Linked DNA regions of Homo sapiens: region 1 is linked to region 2. Evidence: chromatin loops called from intact Hi-C (ENCODE). Cell type or tissue: heart left ventricle. All regions are shown on one strand. Each heading gives the region's core, and the rest is flanking DNA. Links, peaks and the distances in the headings are about the cores only. Region 1 has its middle 33 kb from the start of C1QL3. Region 2 has its middle 36 kb from the start of LINC02654.

Region 1 (11,965 bases), core at 1,643-9,642, 240 kb after region 2:
GCAGAGAGAAATGTGTTTATAATTGGGGAACTCCGATTGAAAATTGGTATTTGGGGAAAATATGACATGTGAGTGACAATAAATGTATAGGACAATGGCAGAATCCAAGTTTGGAAAGGGGGATTTGTGCCTAGGTTAACAAATCATGTATTTTATGATATCCACTTAGTAAGCGCAGTTTGTTTATGTAGGCTTTTTGTTTTGTTCTGTGAACAACTTGTTTCTCTTCTCCTGATACAACTTTGCTATTTTCCTCTTAATTTGTGACATACAAAATGCCTTCATATGCCGTTGCATCAGCAAGACAAGAAAACAAACTGTAAGGGGTCTACCAGCTATATAAGGATAAATACAGTTGATGAAACATGGTATTTCAAAGATACTGGACTGAAACATTGTAGGAGATACTCTGATAGAAAATGAGGACAAATTTTTGTCTTTTGTAAAACCCTGTGGGTATAATTTTGCCATTAGTCAAGATGGATGTTTCAATGTTGAGACATGAGAAATCTTTGAAACACCAAGGCATAACATGAATGCTGCAGGGAAAATGAAGTTGATTTTTTTTTTTGAGCTGTAAGTCAACTAAAGTTGCTTTTGACAGCTTGCTGATGAAATGTGATTTTTATAATGCTCACAGACATTTGTCCGAGTTACTAAGTTTATTAGAATTCCCGCATAGGTGGGAAAGTTGTTGAGTGTGGTGTTGGATTCTAGTCTCTAAAGTCAAATGATATCCCCAGGGCTGTATGTGGGATAGTTTCAGTATGGGAGAAAAAAGTAGAGACTGGAAGATCCATCCGTTTCTCTCAAGATGTGGGCATGTTCTCTTCATGCAATCGGGAGATTCCCTTAGTTCTAAGATTCCCCATCTGGAAAAAATAAATTTCAACTGATGCACTGAGATAAAATAGATGATATTGCTTAGTTGAGTGCCAAGCCAAGCTGCAAGTTTTTAAAAGAGAAAACCAAAAAGTATTATAAGATTCCAAAGCCCCTACCCACATTGAAGGAGTAAAAGGAGCAATTAGGGTGCTAGGTGTCCCCTTCTACCACCCCCACCCAAGGAGCAGATGGAGAGGCTCTGCCCTGTACTTCAAGCCCAGTGGAGTTCCATCAGGACCCCACAGTTAGAGTGGCACGGTGGGGCCCAGCGAGCGGCCCAGTGTCTGACTGCAACTCCTGAGAGTGGAAAGCAGGCTGGCTAGTAGAAGGGGGAACAGTTGAGCTGGGCACTCCCTGCTCCATGAGAGTTTACTGGAGCAAAGGATGCAACAAGATTTCTTGCAGATTGGAAATGGATCATGTGGGAGGGTGCTGATGGGCTGGTCTTAATCCAGTCTGAGATGGCCACACACAATGTGAAGGAACTTCAGTGCAAAGAGGCTGGAGGTGAAGTGCAGATTCACAGAGGCTGAGAAAGGAGCCTTTTAGAGACCAGCGGGAAAAGAAATTCATTCTTCCTCATTAGGGGATGATGTGGTTTGGCTCTGTGTCTCACCCAAATCTCATCTCAGATTGTAATCCCCATGTGTCAGGGGAGGGACCTGGTGGGAGGTGATTGGATCGTGGGGTAGTTTCCCCCTTGGTGTTCTGGTGATAGTGGGATCTCATGAAATCTGATGGTTTCGAAGTGTGGCACTTGCACCTTTGTGCTTACTATCTCCTGCTGCCATGTAAGACGTGCCTTGTTTCCCCTTTGCCTTCTGCCATGATTGTAAGTTTCCTGAGGCCTCTCCAGTCATGCAGAACTGTGAGCCAATTAAAACTCTTTTCTTTATAAATTACCGAGTCTCAGCTCACCACAGCCTCCCCATTCCGGGTTTAAGCAATTCTTGTGCCTCAGCCACCCGAGTAGCTGGGATTATAGGCACTTGCTACCACACTGGGCTAATTTCTGTATTTTCAGTAGATACGAGGTTTTGCCATGTTGGCCAGACTGGTCTCAGACTCCTGGCCTCAAGTGATCCATCCACCTTAGCCCCCAAAGTGCTGGGATTACCGGCGTGAGCCATGGTGCCTGTCCTCAGGTAGTTCTTTATAGCAGTGTGAAAACAGACAAATACAAGGGAACTGTAGGTAGGAGATGCCCAACCCTGGAAACGTCTCCAAGAAACCCATACACATGTCTACAAGAGAAAGGAAGCATTAAACATCTGCCAGGCCCAGAAAGCATGAAGCCAAGCTTCCACAGCACTGGTCAAATAAGTTTCCTGCCCTACCCTCCATGCCCCTCTTTAAGGCTCGTCACTTCTCTGCCCCCTTTGTGAAGGTGTTGGAAACTGCACTGAGCAACACGGAGGGAAAAAGAAGAGCAAAGCAGGGAAGCAGCAGAAACTGATCACAGCCTTAATCCAGTCTGAGATGGTCTTAATCCAGTCTAAGATGGTCTCCAGTCTCAGTTGGCCACACACAATGTGAAGGGACAGCTTCCTGGGCCTGAGTTAGGAAAAAGAGGAGAAACATCTACTTTGATCAACTTAAAATGCTGGCTGTTGGCCAGGCATGGTGGCTCATGCCTGTAATCCCAGCAGTTTGGGAGGCCAAGGTGGGTAGATCACCTGAGGTCAGAAGTTCGAGACCGGCCTGGCCAACATGGTGAAACCCCGTTTCTACTAAAAATACAAGAATTAGCCGGGTGTGGTGGCATGTGTCTGTAATCCCAGCTGCTTGGGAGACTAAGGCAGGAAAATCACTTGAACCCAGGAGGCAGAGGTTGCAGTGAGTTGAGATCAAGCCACTGCACTCCAGCCTGGGCAACAAAGTGAGACTCTGTCTCAAAAAAAAAAAAAAAAAAAAAAAAAATGACCCTGACATGCAACTGGACAATCCAATCAGTAAATTGGCACAGTGTGTTACGACCTAGGCATGAGTTTAACCCTTTAATTGATTTTTTTTTTTTTTTGATACGGAGTCTTGCTCTGTCTCCCAGGATGGAGTGCAGTGGCACGATCTCAGCTCACTGCAGGTTCCGCCTCCCAGGTTCACGCCATTCTCCTGCCTCAGCCTCCAGAGTAGCTGGGACTTCAGGCCAGCCACCACGCCCAGCTAATTTTTTTTTTTTGTACTTTTAGTAGAGATGGGTTTTCACCATGTTAGCCAGGATGGTCTCCATCTCCTGATCTCGTGATCCTCCCATCTCAGCTTCCCAAAGTGCTGGGATTACAGGCGTGAGCCACTGCACCAGGCCTAAACTCCTCCTTTTTTAAAAACTCAAATGGTTTCTGATTCCTGGTTAGATCCCAACCATAAGAGCATCCCATGAGTCATGCATGCCTCTTTTTGCGTGCATGTAAATATATATGACACTTTTAATATATGTGTGCATGAATAAATCTGTATATATATAACTTTGTTTTAGTTAAACAATGACCCTAAGCACATCTGGTGAGCTTCCACCACTTTAAGAATGCTTTTAGCTCATTAATAAATTGCTAAAGGAAAACGCGTTCTTGCATTTAGTAAAACAACATGTTAAACGTTTTGCTAGACAGATCATTGACCTAATTGAGAATCCCAAATCCAGCTTTGCCATCTAATCCATGATGCCACAAATCTTTGTGTGCTTGGTCCTCTGGGCCAGGAGCTGATCCAGTTCCAGGGACTCTGAAGAAGAACTCTACTTCCTCCTCCTTTACCGTTATGTCATGCATTCAATAGGTACTTGGCATCACTAAATCTACAAAGCCCAGAATTAGCAAGCACTGAGAACAAGCATATACTGAGTGTCCTGGTCATTCAAACACATATTTTATCCATAGTTATTCAGAAACCCATTCATTTGGTCACACTGGCACATCTTGGTATAAAGTAGAGATACTTCCTCAAAGGAGTGAATTCCTAGACTGTTACAGAATATAAACTTTCTCGCCCTTTTTATAATATGCCATTTATGGCTGGAGTTTGCAGGAAAATGTTGAGGAAGGGATGCTCAAATGCAAAGGCTCAACCCACAAAAGTGGAGCTGCTATTCCAGCTCTTTATCTAACATTTGTGTATGAATATGTATTAAAGAGCCAGTTAGCCTAGGCTGTGGATTAGCGCCCTAGGTGGGCCCTGTTTCTCACAGAGGTAACACAGTTTTATGAGTGCTGACTTAATCCTTAGGTGTAGCTTGTTGCCACACCTATCAGTAGCCCAATGGTAGCCTTAGGCAAAAAGAGGAGAGAACAATTCAATGCAGTAGGTCTCACAATCAGGATCCAGGAGTAAACCCGCATGATGGAGGCTCACTAGAGGTACCTTCTCAGATGCAAGTTGAAAAAATTTTTGTTTTTAGTTTAATTGGCATGATTAACACTTTCTCTATCACTCTCTTAAGCCTCAAAAAATCAAATAATTGATCAAGCTCTGGGCCAGGCACAGTGGCTCATACCTGTAATCCCAGCACTTTGGAAAGCCAAGGCAGGTGGATCACCTGAGGTCAGGAGTTTGAGACCAGCCTGGCCAACATGGTAAAACCCTGTTTCTACTAAAAATAGAAAAATTAGCCAGGCATGGTGGCGCATGCCTGTAGTCCCAGCTATTAGGGAGGCTGAGGAAGGAGAATCGCTTGAACCTGGGAGGTAGAAGTTACAGTGAGCGGAGATCACGCCACTGCACTCCAGCCTGGGTGAGAGACTCCATCTCAAAAAAAAATTAAATTTTAAATTTTAAAAATCAAGCTCTGATTTGGAGGGTTTGCCCGTTTCCATGGTGTAAATGTTAGTGTGTAACCCTCTAGCATTAATCACTAAGCTGGAAGCTTGATGTGGGGATGTGAGTATCTGCTCTACACACAGCCGTGTCTCCCAAACTTTGTACAGTTTATCCTGGTCAGTCTTCCCAGTGTTGCTAACCCTGCTGCATTATTCAGCCCCTGCCATTACTCACCTTGGGCCATGGTAGATGTTTGGTTACAAACCAACAAGCAATGCAGAGCATTTGCCCTTCTGTCTTTTCATTTCAAGATCATGATGATGCTGTGGACAGAAACAACAATGGATTCTAATGTGAGCCAACCGATTGTTCAGAATGTTGCCTTTTGAGGAATACCTGTATCTGTGGCCGTGCTGTGTGAAAGACAAAGGAGCATAATTCTGACATGAATGTTGGTTGATGTTTTCCTTAATGAGTAAAAAAGGAAAGTAAAACAACAAAGGAAATGTATATAGGGATTTCACTCATTTGTCAATGATATGAGTGGCTCCTTTGCAGATTTAGGTAATAACTTTTTATTAATTTCAATGGTTTTCGGGGAATGGGTAGCGATCAGTTACATGAATAAGTTCTTCAGTGGCCATTTCTGAGATTCTGGTGCACCTATTACACAAGCAGTGTACACTGTAACCAACGTGTAGTCTTTTATCCCTCACCCACTTCCCACCCTTTCCCCAAGTCAGCAAAGCCCATTGTATCATTCTTATGTTTTTGCATGCTCATAACTTAGCTCCCACGTATAAGTGAGAACGTACGATGTTTGGTTTTCTATTCCTGAGTTACTTCACTTAGAATAATGGTTTCCAATTCTATCCAGGTTGCTGTGAATGCCATTATTTCATTCCTTTTTAGAGCTGAGTAGTATTCCATGGTGTGTGTGTGCACGCTTGTGTGTGTGTGTGTGTGTGTGTATTACCTTGGGCCATGGTAGATGGCCCACACACACACACACACACACACACATATATACATACAGACCACATTTTCTTTATGCACTCATTGACTGATGGGCATTTGGGCTAGTTCCCTATTTTTGCAAGTGTGAATTGTGTGGCTATGAATATGCATGTGCAAGTATCTTTTTTGTACATTGACTTCTTTTCCTCTGGGTAGATAACCAGGAGTAGGATTGCTGGATCAAATAGTAGATTTAATTCTTTAAGGAATTTTCACGCTGTTTCCCATAGAGGTTGTACTAGTTTACACTCCACCAACAGTGTAGAAGTGTTCGCTTTTCACCACATCCACTCTAACATGTATTTTTTTTTTATTATGGTCATTCTTGCGGGAGTGAGGTGGTATCTCATTGTGGTTTTGATTTGCATTTCCCTGATCATTAGTGACGTTGAGCATTTTTTCATGTCAGCCATTTGTATATCTTCTTTTGAGAATTATCTGTTCCCATCCTTAGCCCACTTTTTGATGGGATTGTTTCGTTCTTGCGGATTTGAGTTCTTTGTAGATTCTGGGCATTAGTCCTTTGTCAGGTGTATAGATTGTGAAGATTTTCTCCCACTCTATGGGTTGCCTGTTTATTTTGCTGATTATGTCTTTCACTGTGCAGAAGCTTTGTAGTGTAATTAAGTCCCATCTATCTTTGTTCTTGTTGGATTTCCTTTTGGGTTCTTGGTCATGAAGTCTTTGCCTAAGCCAATTTCCAGAAGGGATTTTCCAGTGTTATCTTCCAGAATGTTATGGCTTCGGGTCTTAGATTTAAATCTTTGATTTAGCTAGAGTTGATTCTTGTATAGGGTGAGAGATGAGGATCCAGTTTCATTCTACATGTGGCTTGCCAGTTATCCCAGCACCATTTGTTGAATAGGGTATCCTTTCCCACTTTATGTTTTGGTTTGCTTTGTCAGAGATCAGTTGACTGTAAGTGTTTGGCTTTATATCTGCGCTCTCTATTCTGTTCCACTGTTCCTATTTTTATACTAGTACCATGGTGTTTTGGTGACTATGGCCTTATAGCATAGCTTGAATTTGGGTAATGCCTCCAGATTTGGTGTGTTTTTTGTTTGTTTTTTTCTTAGTCTTGCTTTGGCCATGTGGGCTCTTTTTTGGTTCCCTATGAATGTTAGGATTGTTTTTTCTAGTTCTGCGAAGAAGGCTGGTGGTAGTTTGATAAGAATTGCATTGAATTTGTAGATTGCTTTTGGCAGTATGGTCATTTTCACAATATTGATTCTATCCATCCATGAGCATGGGATGTGTTTCCATTTGTTTGTATCATTTGTGATTTCTTTCAGCAGTGTTTTGTAGTTTTCCTTCAGAGGTCTTTGACCTCCTTGATTAAGTATATTCCTAAGTATTTTTGTTGTTGTTGCAGCTATTGTAAAAGGAGTTGAGTTCTTGATTTGATTCTCGACTTGGTTGCTGTTGGTGTATAGCAAAGGTACTGATTTGTGCACATTAATATTGTATCCTGAAACTTTGCTGAATTCATTTACCAGTTCTAAGAGCTTTTTGGATGAGTCTTTGGGGTTTTCTAGGTATACGATCATGTCATAAGCAAACAGTGGCATTTTGACTTCCTCTTTACCAATTTGGATGCCCTTTATTTCTTTCTATTGTTTGATTGCTCTGGCTAGGACTTCCAGTACCAAGTGGTGAGAGTGGGCATCTGTGTCTTGTTCCAGTTCTCAGGGGGTTGCTTTCAACTTTTCCCAACTCAGTATAATACTGGCTGTTGGTTTGCCATAGGTGGCTTTTATTACCTTAAAGTATGTCCCTTCTATGCCAGTTTTGCTGAGGATTTTAATCATAAAGCGATGCTGGATTTTGTCAAATGCTTTTTCTGCATCTGTGGAGATGATCATGTGATTTTTGTTTTTAATTCTGTTTGCATGGTGTATCACATTTATTGTGGTTGTTAAACCATCCCTGTATCCCTGGTATGAAACCCACTTGATCATGGTAGATTATCTTTCTGATATGCTGTTGTATTCTGATGGCTAGTATTTTGTTAAGAATTTTTCCATTTATGTTCATCAGGGATATTGGTCTGTGGTTTTCTTTCTTTGTTATGTCCTTCCCTGTTTTTGGTATTAGGGTGATACTGCTTCATAGATTTAGGGAGGGTTCTCTCTTTCTGTATCTTTTGAAATAGCATCAATAGGATTGGTACCAATTCTTCTTTGAATGTCTGATAGAATTCAGCTGTGAATCTGCCTGGTCCTGAGCTGCTTTGTTGCTGTTGGTAACTTATTAATTACCATTTCAATCTCACTGCTTGTTATTGGTCTGTTCAGAGTTTCTATTTCTTCCTGGTTTAATCTAGGAGGGTTGCATATTCCCAGTAATTTATCCATCTCCTCTAGGTTTTCTCATTTATGCATGTAAAGGCGAACATTCATAGTAGCCTTGAATGATTTTTGGTATTTCTGTGGTATCAGTTATAATATCACCCATTTCATTTCTAATTGAGCTTATTTGGATCTTCTCTCTTTTCTTGGTTAATCTCACTAATGGTCTATCAATTTTATTTATCTTTTCAAAGAACCAGCTTTTTGTTTCATTTATCTTTTGTTTTTATTTCAATTTCATTTAGTTCTGCTCTGATCTTGGTTATCTCTTTTCTTCTGCTGGGTTTCAGTTTGGTTTTTCTTTCTCTAGTTCCGTGAGGTGTCACCTTAGATTGTTCATTTATGCTCTTTGAGACTTTTTGATATAGGCATTTAATGCTATGAACTTTACTCTTAGCACCACTTTTGCCGTATCCCAGAAGTTTTAATAGGTTGTGTCACTATTCAGTTCAAAGAATTTTTTAATTTCCCCCTGGATTTCATTGTTGACATAACAATTTTCAGGAGCAGGTTAATTTCCATGTATTTGCATGGTTTTGAGGGTGTCTTTTGGAGTTGATTTCTAATTTTATTCCACTGTGGTCTGAGAAAGTACTTGATATAATTTTGATTTTTAAAAATGTGTTGAGACTTGTTTTGTGGCCTATCATATGGTCTATCTTGGAGAATGTTTCATGTGCTGATGAACAGAATGTATATTCTGCAGTTGGGTAGAATATTCTGTAAATATCTATTTAGTCCATTTGTTGTAGGGTATAGTTTAAGTCCATTGTTTCTGTGTTGACTTTCTGTCTTGATGACTGTCTAGTGCTGTCAGTGGAGTATTAAAGTCCCCCACTATTATTGTGTTGCTGCCTATCTCATTTCTTAGGTCTAATAGTAATTGTTTTATAAATTTTAGAGCTCCAGTGTTAGGTGCATATGTATTTAGGATTGTGATGTTTTCCTGTTGGACTAGTCCTTTTATCATTATATATAATGTCCCACTTTGTCTTTTTAAACTGGTGTTCCTTTAAGGTTGGTCTGATATAAAAATAGCTACTCCTGGTCAATTTTGGTGTCCATTTGCATGGACTATCTTTTTCCACCCATTTACCTTAAGTTTATGTGAGTCCTTATGTGTCAGGTGAGTCTCCTGAAGACAGCAGATACTTGGTTGGTGAGTTCTTATCCATTCTGCCATTCTGTATCTTTTAAGTGGAGCATTTAGATCATTTACAGTCAATGTTAGTAGTGAGATGTGAGGTACTATTCTATTCATTGTGCTATTTGTTGCCTCTATCCTGTTTCTTTCTTTTTTTTTTTTTCATTGTATTTTTTTTATGGGTCCTGTGAGATTTATGCTTTAAGGAGATTCTATTTTGGTGTATTTCAAGGATTTGTTTCAAGATTTAGAGCTCCTTTTAGTAGTTCTTGTAGTGCTGGCTTGGTAGTGGTGAATTCTCTCAGCATTTGTTTGTCTGAAAAAGACTATCTTTTCTTTATGGAGCATAGTTTTGCTGGATACAAAATTATTGGCTCATACTTGTTTGTTTAAGGAGGCTAAAGATAGGACCCCAATCCCTTCTAGCTTGTAAGGTTTCTTCTGAGAAATCTGCTGTTAATCTGACAGGTTTTCCTTTATAGGTTCCTGATGCTTTTGCCTCACAGTACTTAAGACTTTTTCCTTTCTCTTGACCTTAGATAACCTGATGACCATATGCCTAGGAGATGATCTTTTCGTGATGAATTTCGCAGGCACTCTTTGAGCTTCTACTATATGGATGTCTAGATCTCTAGCAAGGCCAGGGAAGTTTTCCTCAATTTTTCTCTCAAATATGTTTTCCAAACTTTTAGATTTTTCTTCTTCCTAGGGAACACCAATTATTCTTAGGTTTGGTTATTTAACATAATCTCATACTTATGGAGGCTTTGCTCATTGTTTAAAGTTATTTTTTTCTTTGTCTTTATTGGATTGGGTTAATTCAAAAGCCTTGTCTTTGAGTTCTGAAGTTCTTTCTTCTACTTGTTCCATTCTATTGCTGAGACTTTCCAGTGATTTTTGCATTTCTCTAAGTGTGTCCTTGCTTTCCGGAAGTTGTGATTTTTTTTTATTTATGCTATCTATTACACTGGAGATTTTCCCATTCATATCCTGTATCATTTTTTAAATTTCTTTAAGTTGGACTTCACTTTTCTCTGGTGCCTTTTTGATTGGCTTAATAATTGACCTTCTGAATTCTTTTTCTGGCAATTCAGAGATTTCATCTTTGTTTGGATCCACTGCTGGTGAGCTAGTGTGATCTTTTGGGGGTGTTAAAGAATCTTATTTTGTCATATTACCAGAATTGTTTTCCTAGTTCCTTCTCATTTGGGTAGACTATATCAGAGGGAAGATCTGGGACTCAGGAGCTGCTGTTCAGATTCTTTTGTCCCACAGAGTGCCCCCTTGATGTGTTGCTCTCCCCTTTCCCTTATGGATGGGGCTTCTGAGAGCCAAACTGCAGTGATTATTATTTCTCTTTTGGATCTGGCCACCCAGCAGAGCTACAGGGCTCTGGGCTGGTACTGGGGAGCATATGCAAAGAATCCTGTGATGTGATCTATCTTCAGGTCTGTAAGGCATGGATACCAGTAGCTACTCTGGTGAAGGTAGCAGGGCAGTGAAGTGGATTCTGTGAGGGTCCTTGGTTGTATTTTTGTTAAGTGTTCTGCTTTTGTGTTGGCCTCCAGCCAGGAGCTGGCACTTTCAAGAGCATATCAGTTGTGGTAGCATAGGGAAGATCAGGTGGTAGTGGGGGCCCTAGAGCTCCCAAGAGATAATGGCCTTTGTCTTTGGCTATCAGGAGAGGTAAAGAAAGACCATCAGGTGGGGGCAGGGATAGGCGTGTCTGAGCTCAGACTCTCCTTGAGTGGGGCTTGCTGTGGCTGCCGTAGGGGATGGGGATATGGTTCCCAGGCCAATGGAGTTATGTTCCCAGGGGGATTACGGCTGTCTCTGCTGCATCACACAGGTCACCAAAGAAGTGAGGAAAAGCAGGCAGCCACACACAGGCCTCACCTAGCTCTCAAACAGCCTGCAGCCAAAAGGCCAGACTCCTCTCTTTCCAACCATGCCCCACCAACAGCACCAAGTTTATTTCCAGGTAGCCAGTGAGCAGGGCTGAGAACTTGCCCCAGGATACAAGCCTCCCAGCTCTGAAAGCAAGCGGACTCACAGTTCCTCAGTTGTCCCACGGAGCCTGCAGCAGCAGTCCACCTCCTTCAAAGGGTCTGTGGATTCTCTTAGCTTTCCTGGTATGTTCCTGCATTAGTCCTTGGAGCAAAAGTTCAAGATGTAGCTCTCCACACACTGCTCTGTCCCTTGAAGTGGGAGATGCAGATTAGTTCTGCCTCCTATTCTGTCATTTCTCCCCCTTTGGTGTTCTTATCCTCTCAGGCAATAATTTTTGAATACTAGAATACTGCCTCATGCTTCTGTGCTGTATGCAACGTAGCAGCTACACACACAACACGTTTTTGTGTTGTGTGTGTAGGATTAACATTTTCTCCATCACTTAAAGCCTGGAAAATCAACAAATGAGAAATGAAGCTCTGATTTGGAGGGTTTGCCCATTTCTGTGGTGTAAATCTAGTGTGTAACCCTCTAGTATTAATAACTAAGCTGGAAGCTTGATGCGGGGAGGACAGACCCTTATCTGCTATGCACACAACTGTATCCCCTAGACGTTGTACAGTTTATGGTACATACAAGAGGAAAACAGAAACTCCTAACCTTTTGGGAGTTATTTCATTAAAATTGCTTGGTTTAGAGAGGTGGTTACTTTTTGTTGCTATTTTGTGACTGAGATCTAGCAGTCCCACAGAGCGCTGAGAGGGTTTCCCAACATCCTTTCCTTCCTTGGTCAGTAACAGGGATGGTTGAGGGAAAGAAGTGAATCAGAAAATCCAAATTATATTTCTGCCACTTAGCTCAGAATAAA
Region 2 (11,965 bases), core at 2,075-10,074:
GGAAGCTCCTGCCTGTAATCCCAGCACTCTAGGAGGCCAGGAGGGGTGGATCACTTGAGCATAGGAGTTCAAGACCAGCTTGGGTAATGTAGCGAAACCCCATCTCTACAAAAAATACAAAAACTACCCAGATGTGGTGGTATATCCCTGTAGTCCCAGCTACTCAGGAGGCTGAAGTGGGAGGATCACTTGAGCGGCGGAGGTTGAGACTACAGTGAGCCGTGATCGTGCCACTGCACTGCGGAGCTTGGGCAACAGAGCAAGAAGACCCTGTCTCTGAGAGAAAAAAAAAAAAAAAAAGAGAGATGGGAGAGACAGCAAAGAGAAGAGAAAAGTGAAAAGTGAGGGTGCATTCCTAGAATGGCAAGGGATCAAGTGAGACAAACACAGAGGGGCAAAGTGGGAAATAAGTCCGACCAGAGAGTGTGGTGATAATTGTGGAAAGCTATCAAGCTACTAGCTAAGGGCCAGCAACGAGGGAACAGCACAGGCAATTGAGCAGAGGAGTGATATAATTAGATCTGTATTTCAGCCCAAGCATCCAGGCAGGCATGTGTGGGGTGAACAGCAACCAGGAGTGACTGACTCAGGAGGCCAGTTCCAGAATCATTGCAAGAGTCTAGGTAAGAGGATGTGAGAGCAATGGGAACAGTAAGTGGGGTATGGCCAGAGGGAAATGAAATGAGGCGCTGGGTACAAAGTCAAATGTCAAACTGAAACAACAGGAGGTGGAGACCCTATTGGCTATAGGGACTGGAGGAAGGGATGGAAGCAATGAAGCTCAAAGTTACTTTCTTTAATTCAGACTTACACAAAAGTTGCAAAAATTACTATAAATAATTTCCATAGCTCCTCACCCAAATTTCTCAAATGTCACATCTTATCCTATTTGCTGTATCATTATGTCTTCCTTTCTCTTCTTCTCTTCCCCTTACACACATTATTATATACATTTTCTGAAAAATGCCTTTGAAGTTCTGAGCCTTGAGGTATTGAGAAACTTGTGACAAAAGTAATCGAAGGCCGGGTGTGGTTGCTTATGCCTGTAATCCCAGCACTTTGGGAGGCCAAAGCAGGAGGATCATCTGAAGTCAGGAGTTTGAGACCAGACTGGCCAACATGGCAAAATCCCGTCTCTACTAAAAATACAAAAATTAGCTAGGTGTGGTGGCACACACCTGTAATCCCAGCTGCTCCGGAGGCTGAGGTGGGAGAATCACTTGAACCCAGGAGGCGGAGGTTGCAGTGAGCCGAGATTGTGCCACTGCACTCCAGCCTGGGCAACAAAACAAGACTCCATCTTAAAAAAAAAAAAAAAAAAAAAGGTAATCAAGAGGGTGAATATGAAGCCAGAAAAGTGGGATGGGGGTTGGGAAGCACGTAGTGTAGAAGCTAGGAAGGAGCACAGAAATTCTGCAAACCCTTTCCTCATGTATATTTCAACAGTGAATGTTCCTCTGCTGACTAGAAATGATTTTCCTTTCTAACAAGTGTGCAACTCCAAAAAAAAACACAGAGCAGCACCTTGACAGAGGGCAATGCCCAATCCCACTAGTTCAGACAAACACATTCAGGTGATCAGATATGGCAGCAGATCAACCTAGACATTAACCTAGATGTCTGTCCTCCCTCCAATTCTGAAACCTTCATTCATTCATTCATTCATTCAACAAATATTTGTTTGATATGTTACACACTGTCCTACATACTGGAAATTCAGGAGTAGACAAAATACAGTCCATCATTTTCATGAAACTTACACGGCAATGGAAAGAAAGAGACAATAAACAAACAAATAATCCTGAGATAAGGGCTATGAAGAACAAATGAACTGGGTAAATGGTAGAGTGGCAGGTCAGGTTTGGGGAGTCGAAAAATATTTGATAAACTGATATTTACAATATCATTATTGTTATTATCAATTACAGTATAAATATCAATGTAAACCTATTTACAATAAATGGGTAAAGAAGTCATGTGGATATAAGCATAAACAGAGCATTTCCAAAAGGAGGAACAGAGAGAACAAAGGCCCTAACTGGGAGCATATTTAGTGTGTCTCGGCTACATCAAGGAGACTTCTATTAAATTGGACATATTCCTAAAGCAAATACCAAAACAATAAAACAAAGAATTACAGTTAATAAGTCAACAGAGGAGATCAAATGGAACATAATGTTCAATTAATCCCAACGTAGGCAGAATAAGAGGAAAAGGGGAACAAAGAACAAATGACATAAATAAAAAACAAATAGCAAGATTATGAGCTCAAATATAATCATATCAATAATAACAACATTACATGTAAATGGTCTAAACACCCAATTAAAAGGCAGAGATTGTCATATTGGGTAAGACAGCACTATAGGCTGCCTATAAGAAATACACTTCAAATAGAAACACACAAATGGATTTAAAGTTAGAAAATGGAAAAAGATATAGCCTAAGACTCTAATAAAAAGAAAGTTGAAGTGGCTACAGTAATGTGAGACAAAGTAGATCCCAGAGCCAAGATTATTTTGAGAGATAAAGTCATTTCATAAAAGATAAAGGGTAAAGGATCAGTTCAACAGGAAGACATAGCAATCCTAAATGTTTAGATTCCCTAATAACAGAGCTTCAAAATACATGAAGCAATTACTGATAGAAATGCAAGAAGAAATATAGAAATCCACATTATAATCATATATTTTTTGTTTGGTTTTTGTTATTTTGTTTTTTATAAAGATAGGGTCTTGTTATGTTACGTAGGCTGGTCTCAACTCCTGGCCTCCCAAAGTGCTGGGATTACAGGTGTGAGCCACAATGCCAAGCTTAGAATCTTATCTTTCAACACCTCTCTCTCAATAATTATTAGAACAACTAGACAGAAAATAAACAATAATATAGTAGACTTGAATGCTACCAATAAACTTGACATAACTGACATTTATGGAATGCTGTATTCAAAAACAACAGAATACACATTCTTCTCAAAAACACTCAGAATATTTACCAAAATTTCAAATATACATCACCTGTATCACTCCAGGCAAGAGCAGTTAATGATCAACATGGCAACCTCTTCACTCTAGCTCACAGAGTCACTTGCTTTTTGAACTATTTTCTTTTCATTTTCACAGGTGAATACAAATACAGTCACAAAGTACTTTAAACAAACACAATCACAGAGTTTCTACTATACCAAGAAAAACCCATGGTCCAGATCAGGACTACAGATCAGTGCCATCTTATTCTCCCACACATTGGTTAGCCAGTAAAACATAGTTTACTCGGCTTCTCCACTCAAAAGTGCTCTGTTGATTCCTAAACCATTAACTCTGTCTAAGTCAAAGTTTGAGTCTGCCCCATGTCTTAGTCCATTTGATTTGCTATAAAGGAACATCTGAGCTGAGTAATTTATAAAGGAAAGAGATTCATTTAGCTCACAGTTCTGCAGGCTGTACAGGAAGCATGGCGCCAGCATATGCTTTTGGTAAGGACTTCAGGTTGCTTCTACTCATGGTGGAAGGAAAAGCGGAGATAGCACATACAGAGATAACATGGTGAGAGAGCAAGGGAGGGAGGTGCCAGGCTCTTTTTAACAATCAATTCTCACAGGAACTAATAGAATGAGAATTTGCTCAATGCTGCAAGGACAGCACCAAACCCTTTATAAAGGATCTGTGAACAAAATCCTAACATCTCCTACCAGGCCCCACCTCCAACACTGAGGATCAAAATTCAACATGAGATTTGGAGGAGACTAATATTCAAACACCACCACCATATATAGCTGTGTTTTAGAAATTTTTCAATGTTAACTACTATGGAGTTCCAACAGACACCATCCATTTGCTGTTACAAAATAATCACATTTAACACCATCAAATTAATGAAAATACCATCTCGATGTAGAGTTCTCAGATTTAGCAAATAAAAATACAGGACAGAGGTCCAGTTAACTTTGAATTTTGGATTTTAAATAAACATTTTTTTTGAGACAGAGTGTCACTCCATCACCCAGGCTGGAGTGCAGTGGCAGAATCTCGGCTCACTGCAACCTCTACCTCCAGGTTCAAGTGATTCTCGTGCTCAGCCTCCCGAATAGCTGGGATTACAGGCATACACCACCATGCCCAGCTAATTTTTGTATTTTTAGTAGAGATGGGGTTTCACCATGTTGGCCAGGCTGGTCTCAAACTCCTGACCTCAAGTGATCCACACCCCATAGTGTAATTATGTCCCCAATATCGCATGGAGCCTAATTATTTTAGATCACCTAGAAAGAACAGGTGAGAACCACATGGTAAATTCTCGTGAAGAAAAGTTAAGAGGCCATGGGGCCTATGTGTGGTGAAATGAGTAAGTATAGGATCTAAAACAAAACCAAACAGACAGAAAGAAGAATGGTGAGAAGTGTAGAATCAGGTGCAACCCAATATCTGACACAGGAATAATCTCTATGGCTTTCTCCACGAGGTGGTTGTTCAGCCCCAGCATGAACATCAGTATAATTAGAGTACAAGAAGAAATTAGACATCCACAGTATAATCAGATATTCTAATACCCTACTCTCAATAATTAGCTCTTGAAGCCTACAAGCTACAGTGCTGTATTTGTCTTGAATCTTTCTGGAACTTCCACATGTGATAATTAAAATAATTCTGCTATTGCTATTTTTATGGCTGTATATTGCTCTGACTTTCAAAATGAAAGCTTTAATCTATAATCACACACCAAGGCTCCTGAGCAAAGGATACAATCTTTATTCATAAAACCATTCCCTCAAGTAACCACTCTATATGGGTTAGAAATAGGGAGGGAGAAAAAAGGAGGGGGACAAGGAAGGAGGGAATGAGCAAGAAAATATAAATAAAGTTGCTTTTGCCAACAATGCACTTGTAGAGGCAAGGAAAATGGATATGCTTTAAGAATTCCTCAGGGCCAAGGCAATAGTTATCTTTGCATCCTCAACCTCTAATTTGAGATCTCTCATAAAAAGAATAATGCCATACAGTCTTAGAATAGTAGTAGACTCATATAGCATCAAACACACCACATTGACTACAACAACCAAGCCTACTGAAAATGGAGGCATTGGAACATCATTTGGTTCCCTATATTCACACCAGACTGTTCTTACATCTTGCAGGTCAAAGATAATTGACTCTAATTTAGAAGAAGGGACAGGAAAAACTCTTAGAAGAATGATATTGCACATCTTCCTTGCTAAATTGTTTTAGCCTTTCCTGCAAAAACAGGCAGGAAGTTCTTTTTCATAACTCACCCCAATAACTCCTATTGTAGTTCAAGTTGACATCCTTTGATATCTATTAATATATTCCACAGAGAGAAAGAACAGCTAGTTACTATCTCCTGGACAGTCCTCATTCGGGCACTGAAAAATCCCGACTCAATAACTCCATCAGCCTTCTTGGAGATTTAATCATTTCAGGTCTTGTGACCTTTGTTAATAAGTCCTATTTTTCAAGGCTTTGTTCATTTTTCATCATTAGTTACACCGTTGCATAAAGATCAGGGCAAAAAGTGAAAAACTCAAATAATTCATTCCAACAAATGAAATGCTAATGCCGTTGCTATGTAGCAATGCTAGGTTCATTAGCCGCCTTTGCTTGGCATACCATCTGCAGATCTCCTCCGTTTATCCCACCAGCCTCGGGACATTTTAAAGAGTGGAATATGTCATAACCCATTCATGTTGACTCAATACCAAATGACATCTCTGTTTTCTGTAACACAAAATAAAGTTTGTCACACTTGGCTAATAGTTCTTAATGAGGATTAGGTTCTTTTTCATTCTTTTTTAACATTCCCCTAAGAGACACAATGTCAAATCGAGTAATTGTTTAATGAATGACTCTAAAGCAATTTGATGATGCAAAAACACAAATAGTGTTTAGCACAGATTCTAAATAATCACAACTGTTATTTTGAGCCAAATAGGCTGAATTTTCATTCTGAGGCATGTCAATAAAATAATTTATTCTAAGCTTTGATAATTCTGGGCAAACTTGGGAAATAAAGCAAGTGAGTAAGTTTGTCCTATGGAAGTCTTGTTACCCATGTGTATGTTCTCACCTCACCTCCTGAAATGTGACCCCTGACCTGTAGCAGGCTCTCAGAACACTCCTGCCCCCTCTAGGTGTCAGGATTTCTCCAGCTGTGCAATGTACCCCAACCCCATCACCACCCTGTGATTGACAGTCCTCTCTGAAACAGTGGTCCAGGTATTTGCCAAAATATTTACCTCTCCTGTAATCTGTTCCCCCAAGACCACTCTCTGCTGATATTGAATAACTAGTCCAATCAATTCAATTGTTCTGGTGGCATATACATGTATGTATGTATGTATGTATGTATGTGTATATATATACATATATATATGTATATATATTTTTTTTGAGATGGAGTCTCGCTCTGTCACTCAGGCTGGAGCGCAGTGGCGCGATCTCAGCTCACTGCAAGCTCCGCCTCCCGTGTTCACGCCATTCTCCTGCCTCAGCCTCCCGAGTAGCTGGGACTACAGGCACCCGCCACCACGCCTGGCTAATTGTTTTTTGTATTTTTAATAGAGACAGGGTTTCACCATGTTAGCCAGGATGGTCTCCATCTCCTGACCTTGTGATCTGCCCACCTTGGCCTCCCAAAGTGCTGGGATTACAGGCGTGAGCCACTGGGCACAGCCTGTTGTTTTCTTTAGAGACAGGGTCTCACTTTGTTCCCCAGGCTGGAGTGCAGTGGCGTGATCACAGCTCATGATAACTTTGAAGTCCTGGGCTCAAGCGAAAGCAATCCTCCTGCCTCAGCCTCCTGAGTAGCAAGGACTACAGGCACACACCACCATGCCCGGCTAAATTTTTAATTTTTTTTTGTAAAGACAAGGTCTTCCTATTTTGCTCAAGCTGGTCTGAAACTCCTGGCCTCAAGTGATCCTCCTACCTTTGCCTCCCAAAGGGCTGGGATTACAGGCCTGAACAACAGAGCTCAGCCAGCCTATAGATTCTTTAAGAGAAAATACTGTAATCTGAGAGAAGAATTTTAATTGGGGTTGGGGGGGGCAATCCTTTGACCATTAATAGAAACATATAGGGTTAAGTTTTTGAAACTCATCTCATGAATCCACAAATTTAGCCTCATTTCCATCTTTTCCATAGCCCCATCACATGCTATAGATATTCCTTTAGCCCTTTGCAGAGCAGCCTCACATATAGATAGGCCAATTTTCTCTCCCTTTTGTTAGATGTACCATCTTGTTGATTCATTAGCATTGAACTCATGGCCAACACCACCATAATTCTGAGTGAGGTTTATCTAACACATGTATTCTCTCTCTAAGGCACATCACAGCCTCTTTGTACTGAGAAACAATAGAGAGCTCATCAAGGCTCTGCTTGGGGGCCATACTAAACAGCAGAATCAATCAAAAAAGCATAAAAATGTGAAAACTTGACACTAAATAAACCTTGAAAAGGATACTCACAGTATGAGAGCCGAAGCAAGAAGGCAGACTGTGGCCTTGTTCAATTTCACCTAGGAATGTACATATCAGGCAACTTACATTTTTTGCTGCTCTGGACATGACTGCAAATGACCACAAAATCTTGTAAGCATTGATTTAAGGATTATAAATAACCACTATTGAGTAGGCAAATTCCCAAATATGCAATCAGGAAATAATGAGGATTGACTGTATTAGCCTCATCTTATGAAGAAACAGAAGTAGACAGAATAATTTGCTTAAGGTAACATAGCTAGGAAAAAAAGTAGAAGTCAATCACCAAGCCTCTGTGAATGCATCCTATATATAAGCTATAATGCCACAGTGCTTTCCAGGCTCACACCTGTAATCCCAGCACTTTGGGAGGCCGAGGCAGGTGGATCACAAGGTCAGGAGTTTGAGACCAGACTGGCCAACACAGTGAAACCCCATCTCCACTAACAATACAAAAAGAAAAAAAAAATTAGCCAGGCATGGTGGTGCGCGCCTGTAGTCCCAGCTACTCGGGAGGCTGAGGCAGTAGAATCACTTGAACCCAGGAGGTGGAAGTTGCAGTGAGCCAAGATAGCACCACTGCACTCCAGCTTGGGCAACAGAATGAGACTTCATCTCAAAAAAAAAAAAAAGACAACTTTCATCATCATCAACACTGTCCTACTGAATGACATATTCTGTCTGGTCCTGCTGAAAAGTCAAACAAGCATTGGAAGCCACCAAGCTTTATATATCTCAGGAAACTGATCTCTCTTAGAGACATATTCTAGGCCCTTCCTTCTCCGCTTTATGGGACAGAAAAAACCTGCCTTCTGGTCAATCTAAAATCCTTGTATAAATTCAGAAATGGTATTGCAATAGATTAAGTGCTTTGCAGTCACGGCCTTGATTTTTAAATCAGCTCCCCTGTATACTGGTTGTGACCCTAATGCTTTCAGTATCCTCTGCAAAACCGGGATTGCAATGCTGATTTCATATGATTATCCTGAGGATTAAATGATAATAAGCAGAAGGAGTCAAATTCAGAATAAGCACCTGGAAATTAACATGCCTTACTCTTGAGAATTTGTTCCTCGGGGGCCTCCCAGAACCTATTCAGCAAAGGGACTTTTCACTGCTCTTGGTTTCTGCACACAGGCGCTGCAAAAGCAAAAGCAAAACAACTGGCACTTCTATCATCCTATGATAATAACAGGCACATTGCCCTGTAAAACTCCACAACTCAGCTCCAGCTACACTCCCCTCTTTGTCAAGGGCAGTGTATATGCAAGATACATATATAGTAGCTCCAGGGTGGAGGTTCCAATATTCCATAGTCAGACACAGCTTGAAAACAAACGCAAACCCGCTTAGAATTAAAGCTCTAAGTCTGCCATGAACAGTTGCTTCTCAACTTCAACCTCTTTAAAAAGCACTTGTGTTTTGATTTTCAATTCTGGTTCACAAATCACTCCATCTGGTCTGGCCAATCACGATGCACGAGAAGCACTGAATTTAGTGTATCTTATTTATATATATATGTAATCCCAGAGGATGTGTTAATGTAAAAATGAAACAAGTTTGAAATGATGCAGGGGAAAAGATGGAAAGATTTCATGAATACTTCTCTAAGCCCAGAGGGTTAGCTTAAGATGGGAAACCTAAGTGCCTTCAAAGAAAGATCACAATACCTTAAGGTAGTGCCAAAGAAATTGTTACTCATGGTAGGCAAGGTTAAAAGTAAGGATGATGTGCTATTTAAAATATGAACCAGGTGTGGTAGGTCATGCCTGTAATCCCAGCACTTTGGGAGGCTGAGGCAGGTGGATCACTTGAGGTCAGGAGTTGGAGATCAGCATACCCAACATGGCAAAACCCCATCTCTACTAAAAATACAAAAATTTTCTGGGCATGGCGGTGCATGCCTGTAATCCCAGCTACTCAGGAGGCTGATGCAGAATTGCTTGAACCCAGGAGTCAGAGGTTGCTGTGAGCCGAGAATGCACCACTCCAGAATGGGCAACAGAGCAATACCCTGTCTCAAAAATAAATCAGTAAAAATATGAACTAAGCAAGAAGAGATACCTATGTCATTGACACATCTTCCTCATAGTGGAAGGATCATGAGAAGTAAGATTTGAATCTGAATCTTCAGTCCTTTATATACTGTGTGACCTGGGCAATTCACCCAAGGTTTTACCTATTAAAAAAAAAATGGCAGGCAGCCAGGCACAGTGGCTCATGCCTGTAATCCCAGCAGTTTGGGAGGCCCAGGTAGGAGGATTGCTTGAGACCAGGAGTTCAAGACCAGCCTGGGCAATATAGCAAGACCCCATTTCTACAAAAATAAAAAAATAAAAAAATAAAAAAATTAGCCAGGTGTGGTGACAAACGCCTGTAGCCCCAGCTGATTGGGAGGCTGAGGCTGGAGGATTGCTTGAGCCCAGGAGTTTGAGGATGCAGTGAGTCATGATTGCACCACCATACTCTGGGTGATGATGACAGAATGAGACCGTGTCTTGGAAAAAACAAACAAACAAACAAAAAACAGGAATAATATCAGCCTCATAGCATTGTTGTCAGGATTAAAATTAGAAAATATTTGTGCTATAAGATATGTCTCAATAAAACTCCATCTGTTCTTTCTAAAAGGAAGGATTGTTGATTGCCAATATATCGTTGAGATGAATTTCTTCATCAAAGCATTTTAATCATTTATTCAACTTTTACTGACCATCTTCCATGTGTTAGGCACTGTGCTAAACACTGTAAGTCAGAAATCCTCACTCTTCTTGTGTGTGTGTGTGTGTGTGTTAGGGCTGGGGGGTTGGTGGTAGAGAAGGAACATGACAATATTTATGGATGTCTCTTCAGAGCTATAGATCTTTTACTTTTTGGTGCCATGAACTTGATGTGTCAGCAAGGGCTCTACCCTTACAATGATCCCCAAAGGGAATCAAATACAACTTCTCCCATAAAACCTTCCCTCAATATTTCAAGCAGAAGCAATCACTTCTGTACGCTTATTACGCCTCTTATTTACTCATTTTACAAAAATTTGTCCAGGCACAGTGGCTCACGGCTGCAATCTCAGCACTTTGGGAGGCCCTGGCAGAAGGATCACTTGAAACCAGGAGTTCAAGACTGGCCCAGGCAACATAGTAAGACCCTGTCTCTATAACAATCAATCAATCAAAATAAGAATGTATTCACTTTTTCATTTTATAAGGTTATTGGACTCCTACTAAAGATGTTACATGAAATAGATACAGAGAGAAAACCAGAAACCTAATTTTCCTCCCTTCCCTCCAGAAATGTCTCCATTGAGGAGGGAAATTAAGATACACACACAAATGTTTTAATTCCTTACAAGTGGTAAAGATACAAAAGGGGAAAACATCACTTCTCAGCATGATCAAAGGCAGCCTTGTGGAGGATGGACTTTATAGGATGAATGGGATTTCCATAAATAAACACAGTAAGATACAGAAAACACATCTTTTGGTCTCAGCAGACGCTTATCAGGCGCTGCCTTGCTCTCTATTCATGTCCACATCTCATCTCCCCATCTGGCTTCTTACCTCCTTGACAGCCCCGGAGACTGTGCATCACTTTTTTCTACTGCTCCCACATCACATGACATTATGTACATGTATCAGAAAAAGGTGGCTTTTCTGTCCAGATTGGATATAATCAGTGGTCCTCAGTAGTTTGCGAAGTGTTCAGTTCATCTCCTCCACCCTGAAACTCTTTCTTCTCTGTGTGCATTTCAGGCAGGATGAGACTAACTCAAAGAACACCCAAAAGGTGAAAATCTGTTCTGCTTTTCAAGACCCAGGGAAGAGAACCCCACAACACTCTGAAAGCTGAGAGCGCCTACATTTTCATCATGCAGCTGCCCCCAAATCTTAAAGATCTTAATAACCAATCAGGACATGTCTGTGAGCCAGTAACAGAATATGTCCACATGATAGATATTACATGTATGCTTCTTTGCTCATCTTTGACATTTTTTGTGGCCTCTTCCTTCTCTTGAGTTCAACAGAGTGCTACCCAGGGATCTTGTCTGTCCCTGAACAGGAGATAGAGTTGTGGACTTTGACACAGGCAACACAACTTACCTTCCTAGTTAGGATTTGCTTAGAGGGTCAGATCCAATCTGAGGGCTGTTTTCATTTCTAAGGCATTATCAAGATGTGAAGTTACTACAGCACTGAATTAGCATATGCTGTTGCAATTTTTTTGGCACCAATGCAGTTTTTTATGTCGCTAGAAAACGTTATTACTATGGTTTTTGGAAGGGAAAAATAAATGGTTGGAGAAATAGGTCTGATATCATTTAAAAAAAATATGTGTGTTCTAAACTCCCAGGGACTATCTCACTGCAGAAGATATGGCTCTGAATTTCCTTGCATTTTGAACAAGGGCCACAGCTCACCGTGTATCCGCAGACGTAATGTAATGTCACCCAATTCACATGTATATGTTAGC

Evidence for each region. Hi-C counts contacts between places; a loop is a spot of excess contacts. Peaks named below come from ENCODE experiments on the same cell type or tissue, not always from the same donor. Only the 100,000 strongest peaks of a DNase experiment are listed, where the experiment ranks them.
Region 1: a loop joins it to region 2, with 3 times the contacts of the local background. A loop is called at or near these places in 5 of 110 quality-filtered maps.

What each region holds. Positions count from the first base shown.
Region 1 is chr10:16,548,492-16,560,456 of GRCh38, forward strand. No RefSeq gene overlaps it. Among named protein-coding and RNA genes, the nearest start is that of C1QL3, 33 kb to the left of the region's middle. In heart left ventricle, for the core only: no CTCF peak of the experiment used is centred there; no DNase peak of the experiment used is centred there.
Region 2 is chr10:16,308,305-16,320,269 of GRCh38, forward strand. No RefSeq gene overlaps it. Among named protein-coding and RNA genes, the nearest start is that of LINC02654, 36 kb to the left of the region's middle. In heart left ventricle, for the core only: no CTCF peak of the experiment used is centred there; no DNase peak of the experiment used is centred there.